Regions from separate parts of the Mus musculus genome. Here region 2 is linked to region 1. Evidence: chromatin contacts called from ENCODE Hi-C or POLR2A ChIA-PET data. All regions are on one chromosome and are shown on one strand. The core of a region is the stretch at or near the end of the contact, and the rest is flanking DNA. Distances in the headings are between cores, read along the strand shown.

The links. A loop is a pair of places that touch in the nucleus more often than their neighbours do. ChIA-PET counts read pairs that join two places held with the same protein, here RNA polymerase II (POLR2A).
Region 2: a map of left cerebral cortex shows a loop between it and region 1 (2.0-fold over the local background). The contact joins the enhancer-like site here to the promoter of Lamc2 in region 1. A Hi-C loop is called at or near these places in 1 of 37 maps with a recorded cell type or tissue (left cerebral cortex). POLR2A ChIA-PET finds 5 or more read pairs at or near these places in 3 of 5 experiments (Patski and embryonic stem cell).

Annotation. Positions count from the first base shown.
Region 1 is chr1:153,185,025-153,188,032 of GRCm38, reverse strand. Lamc2 (laminin, gamma 2) reads left to right here and starts at 1,586. Exons shown (of 24, transcript NM_008485.3): 1 at 1,586-1,779; 2 at 1,932-2,124. The coding sequence starts at 2,046.
Region 2 is chr1:153,218,052-153,221,059 of GRCm38, reverse strand. Lamc1 (laminin, gamma 1) reads left to right here. Exons shown (of 28, transcript NM_010683.2): 28 at 1-2,138. Among named protein-coding and RNA genes, the nearest start is that of Lamc2, 33 kb to the right of the region's middle. Within about 2 kb of position 1,412, at least 1 of the 3 ENCODE cell types and tissues checked has a DNase peak (open chromatin) inside an H3K27ac peak, as active enhancers do.

The sequences.
Region 1 (3,008 bases), core at 337-2,836:
GACTACTATGTATGCCAGACTTATTTATGCCAGCAATAAATGACAGATAGGTCTCTTTGTTACTATTATTATCACTAAAGAGGGTAGCAGATGAAAATGAAAGCATTTGAGATATGATAGACAATGAAAATCTGTGCTAAAAAACAAATTTTGCCTTTAAGGTTTGATTTTGCAGGGCCCTATGCCCTGCTCCTCCAACACTGTGTACCTGGACTTTTCTAAAACAAGAAGTATCAATATTTTCAGTTAGTGGATGGTAGATATGCAAGGATCATAGCACTCAGAAACAAGTGTGCTCCCTCTCTCTCTCTCTCTCCCTCTCCCTCTCCCTCTCCCTCTCCCTCTCCCTCTCCCTCTCCCTCTCCCTCTCCCTCTCCCTCTCCCTCTCCCTCTCCCTCTCCCTCTCCCTCTCCCCCTCTCTCTCTGTCCACCGCATAGCTGCTACTGGAAGAAAAAAATTATAGATGCCTGCTCTCAAGGAACTGAAGTGTTAGCAGTAGCTGGGCACTGATTCTGAGTGAGAAGAATCTCCACATTATTTGGACAGAGCAGAAGAGAGTTGAGTCTAGGTTAAGAAAATTAGAATATCCATTCTGTTGCTCATTTTGCGCTAGATTTTAGAGATGTCGGCTTGTCTGCAGTACCCTATCTTGCCTCTGTTGCTCTTCAATGCTTTGTCTACTTCCTGGTTAGAACTAGGTATCTAGTTCAGACTCCATGTTCTGTACAAAGCCAGCCACATCTCTCCTGGTCAGCCTACACTGGTCACTATCACACTTAGAAATGGGAGTTCTCACACCCTTTGACAATATGTATGGATTACGTTGTTAGTTATCTTAGAGTGTTAAGCTACGGAACTATCTATGGTACAGTCATTCATTTAGTCAGTGACTAGGTATTTATTTAGGGCCTCTGCTGTCCTTACCATGAGGAAAAGAAGTGGTTATTGGTTGTAATGGATACGTTGTGTCTACATAAATACTAGTAAATCCTAAGTCTATAGCAGGATTTAAGAGCCTTCTCTGACAGTCACTTCTGCATTATTCACTGTAGGAGAAGTTCCCAGGACAGTGTGGGATAAGCCAAGATTTGCATCCCCTCCCCCACTTGGTGTTACTCACTTCAGCTAACACCGGGCTTGGCTGGCACTATCCCTCTTAACGTTATTTTCTAGCGGGGCCAGAGAGAATGTCGTGAAAAATATGCTCTGAGATGTTAAAAGACTAAGAAACCTTTTCTCTTATGAGCAGAAGGCTTGTTGAATATCAACTGTGAACTAGTTCGTAACAGTTTAATGAGTTTGCTTAATGAGTTTGCTAGTTCAAGGTTAAGGGGGTAGATAGACCCAGGAGAGCAACCTTTGGGTCACCCTGGTGTGTGTGTGTGTGTGTGTGTGTGTGTGTGTGTGTGTGTGTGTGCTTAGAAGTGAGTAAAATCAGAGGTATGTATACGTGCTGTATCTCAGAATAAAAGTTACCCTGAGAGTGAAGAGGATCGATCCTGTTGGGCCCCTCAGCCTGGTTAATTTGCCTGTGTTTTAGACTAGAGTGGAAGGGGCGTCCAACTGTGACTGGAATGGATGTCTGTGCCCTTGAGACTCCCTCGCCCCCTCCGGTTTTGAGGAAGGGGTGGCTGATATCTACAACCTGAGTTCTGCCCAGGACCACCCCGGGAGAGAACGGCTGTGTGTAGCGGGGTGCGGGTGGAGGGAGGGGATATGGCACATTCCAGAAGGATCTCTGGACCGCAGCCTCAGTACCACGCCCTCGGCGGGGCCAGGTGTGCTCCCCGGTTGCGGAGGGGGGAGCCCGGGGCCGCAGCGAGCGGGTTTACTGCTCGGCATGCGCTGAGTGTTTGTCTGCCTCGGAGGGTTGGGTCCTCCTTGTTCACAGGTGAGTCACGCCCCGAAACACCGGCTCTCTTCCTGTCAGGACTGAGTCAGGGAGAAGAGTCGATAAAACACCTGATCGAGGGAAAAGGAAGGCACAGCAGAGCGAAGACTCGGCGCCCGGCAGGCACCCGCAGCGGCGGAGCGCGGCCCGGCCATGCCTGCGCTCTGGCTCAGCTGCTGCCTTGGTGTCGCGCTCCTGCTGCCCGCAGCCCAGGCCACCTCCAGGAGGGAAGGTGAGTGCTCCCACCGCGCCTCCAACTTGCCCTTCCCTGCACACGGTGTTGGTGGCTGAATTCACCTCGAGGATCCACACTCGGTCAGGTCAAGGATCTGCAAAGAGCCTATCTCCTCCCTACCTGGGGCTCCTGTACAGTCGCGCTCTAAAGTGACAGTTTTCCCATAAAGCCAAGGGAGTTAAAAACACGAAGCTAATGGGTTGTGCCAGCTGAAGGTTTCCTTGCCCTAAAGCCATTCCTCTTTCAATTCCCTCCCTTTCTTTTCTTTGGCAACAGGGGACCCCTCCACACCCGTTCAATCAGTAACATGCTAGTCTTTAAACTGTCCGGTCCCTGTAATTTACCAGTGGGAGTTAGGTGGGACTTTTTCCATGCCCGGCAGCACCACACAGACTAAAAACAGAACTTCCATAATCCCCTTGTTATCCATGTTGTATTTTTGAGATAGAGCGTGAACTTTAAGCGTTTTAGTAATACCCGAAACTGCAAGTGTTACTTCTAAGAACAGTTTCGCCTCCCAGGTATTTATTGGACTCAAACTTCAAGTAACATTTACTCCTACCGAGAGCACCCGGTGGCTGTCATGTCCTGAGGAGTTAAGGTCATATAAACAAAATCTGCGAGAACTTAGCGACTGTTTTTCGTGTGTATGTGTCCTGTCAACTATGATGACACCTAGTGCGGGGGTTTCTCTGTCTCTTAGCTGAAGCGCTTTCCTCTGATCACCCAACTTTTCACATTCATAGTTACTGTTGCTTCCTGCTCTCCATGGTGTTCCAGTCACCACTGCCAGGGATCGGAAGCCATGATGCTCGATCATGTATAATTGTCACCAAAAAGGAGTAACTGGCATGATAGCCATGTTCATTTTCTTGACAATA
Region 2 (3,008 bases), core at 163-2,662, 33 kb before region 1:
GTATGTCCGCTCTGCATCTTCTGCCTCCTCTTTGAAAGGAAATAAACATCCTGTGCCAAAGGTATTGGTCATTTAGAATGGTGATGGCCATCCATCAGACATGCTGGCTGGCTGAGCATAGGACACAGAGCCATCGTGGGTGACAGCGTAGTTACATGTGGGTCCCCAGGAGAACATGGCTCAAAGATGCTTAGGGTTTCCTCCTGTTTTCATTGACTAGGAAGATGAATGTTTCCCAAATCCTCAGGCAGCTGATAAAAAGTCTGGATGGGCAGCTCGCACGCACCACTACGTGAGGTAGCTTTTGATATTTTTATAAGCAGGACTTAATGCAGAAGAAACAGATGTGATAACCCACTCAAGTTTTTTTCCCCAAGTAGTACTAATTCTTGAAGCTTTGTTAGTGTTAGTCTTGGAACTGTTGGTAAGATATCTGTCAAAACAGTTGTCCTCTAAGGTCTTGACCAATGAAAGAAGAGCAAATCTCCTTTTCCCCATATTTTCTGGGAAGTGGCTGTAATTGGGATGTAACCGCTCTCATTAGGATTCCATGAGTGCATTTCTTTTTCTCTTTTTCTTGGAGAGAGATGTGACATTTGGCCCTTAGCTCCATTCTCTTCTGATGTTTCCGTTCTTTCTAGAACTCTTCAGAGCACATCGTTGTTTGCCAGGTCCTGGTGGCAAACACCCGCTCTCAGTGTTTCTCAAGGCTGCCAACCCCATCTAGTTCCTGCACTTTGTGGCTCTGCCCACTCCAAGCCTTTCCTCTGTGTGGAGAGGGAAGATCCATGCGTGGCATTTCCTAGTGGGCTTCTCAACCTCTGATCCTCAGCTCGGTGGTCTCCTTAAGACCACACTGTGACAGTTCCCTGCCACACATCCCCTTCCTCCTACCTACCTGCCTCTGAGATTCATATTTAGCCTTTAACACTATGCAATTTTGTACTTTGCGTAGCGGGGGAAAGAAACTATTATCTGACACACTGGTGCTATTAATTATTTGAAATTTATATTTTTTGTGTGAATGGATTTTGTTTATCATGATTATAGAGTAAGGAATTTATGTAAATATCCCCGGTCCTCCTAGAACGGCACTGTCTGCTCACGTCTCTGCTCAGTTGTCCCTCTCACTGGCACAGGAACCTGTACCATGCCTGGTCACGTCGTGCCTAGTCCCCAGTGTTTTGCTCCACCTCTGCCTTGTGTTTGCAGCACCTTCACTGTCTGACGGGAAGCCTGCTCACCTCCACAACCTGACCGAAGAGGGCCCTCTTCCCCGTGGCTCTGACCATCTGAGCTGCAGCTCCTCAAGGTTCTCATGCCTGCCCCGGAGCAGTAGCCAAGCTGACAGGGTAAAGGGATTAGGAACGTTTGTTTGTGGAACCTTCCCACACGGGTCAGTTTTCTAAGGGAGCATGTGATGACTGAACACTTGAGGGCATCAGCACCGTGCTACTGATGACAGAGGGGAGGCTCTGTTCAGCCTGTCTCCATCTCGGAGATTGCCACAAAATCTCAGCTTGGCATCCTCCGAGGCCTTTTGTGCCACGGCAGAGGCGTGGCCTCACCAAGTTCAGTGCTGATTGGCTAGTTCCTCTATTCCGAGCTCACCACCTTAACATTTTGGTCACAGTTGCAAGAAAATGGCTGAAACAGACCACCACCAGCATTCTTTGGGTCAACTCCACTCCAGCAGGCCCGAGGCGCTGGTGGGTGGGGTGTTTTGGTTTGTTTTCTCCAGCTTTTGTGGTATATTTTTAAACAGAATTTTATTTTTTAAAATGAAAGTTATTTACAAGATGATACCTTATTACACTCCTTCGACACAGCCATTGCTTTATTGTATAGTTCCAATAACCTGTATTTTATGTAATGAAATGGACAGAATGGCTGCTGTAGAATGCGGGGTGCCGCACAGAACAGATTGTTTTATCCCTCCCCCGCCCCCGCCCATGGAATTTTCCTTTGATTCCAACTGTGGCCCTTTTCAATGTGCCTTCACTTTAGCTGTTTGCCTTAATCTCTACAGCCTTCCCCCCTCAGGGAGGGCAATAAAGCGCAACACTTGGCATTTTTTTATGTTTAAAAAGAAAACAGTATTTTATTTATAATAAAATCTGAATATTTGTAACCCTTTATATCTTGTGTGGCCTAAATGCGGTGCTAGAACATGAAATGTTTAAAAGGTTTAATGAATGGATGTCTACGTATAGTGCCTCGGACTGGCTTGAGAACCACTCAGTGCTATTTGTTATTTGTACTGGGGCTTGAATTTAGGTCCTTCAGCATGCTAGGTAGATACTCTACCAACTGAGCTACATCCCTGGCTCTTTATTATCATTATTATTATTATCATTATCATCATCGTCGTCGTCATCATCATTATCATTTGTTGTTTTACCTTCTTCAAATTGTGGTCTTCATTGTCATCCAGAAGTTAGCAAACTTCTCTTTACAGAACTAGATTGTGAGTATTAACTCCGCTCTTAGCACAAAAGTGGCTCAGGAGCAAAGAGAGGCCAATGAGGATCCTCAGTGTATCACGCTGCTTATAAGAATCTAGGTATGGTGGGTCATGTCTGCACTCCTAGCACTTGAAGCCAGCGTGGGCTACAGAGAGACCGTGGCTCACTGAGCAGAGCACTTGCAGTATAGACATGAGAATCTGGAGTTGACTCTCCAGAACTTTCATACAGCGAGGCTTGGTGGCATACATGTGGATCTTTGAGCTCCTATAGGGAGAGGAAAGACGAGAATCAGCGGAAATCTGTAGCCAATTGGTCTGCCATATTAGTGGCGAACAAGGGACCCTGTATCAAGCAAGGTAGAAGGCAGGGACGACACCCAGGGATGTTCTCTGATTTCCACATGTGCGTGCATACGCTTGCACTCACAGACTGGAATACAGACACATGGCGTACACATAAAAATAAACCAAATAATAAAATACACCTTGAGCCTACCAGCTGGAGATCCCCGATAGGGTCTCAGTAGCTTACCCACCAGAG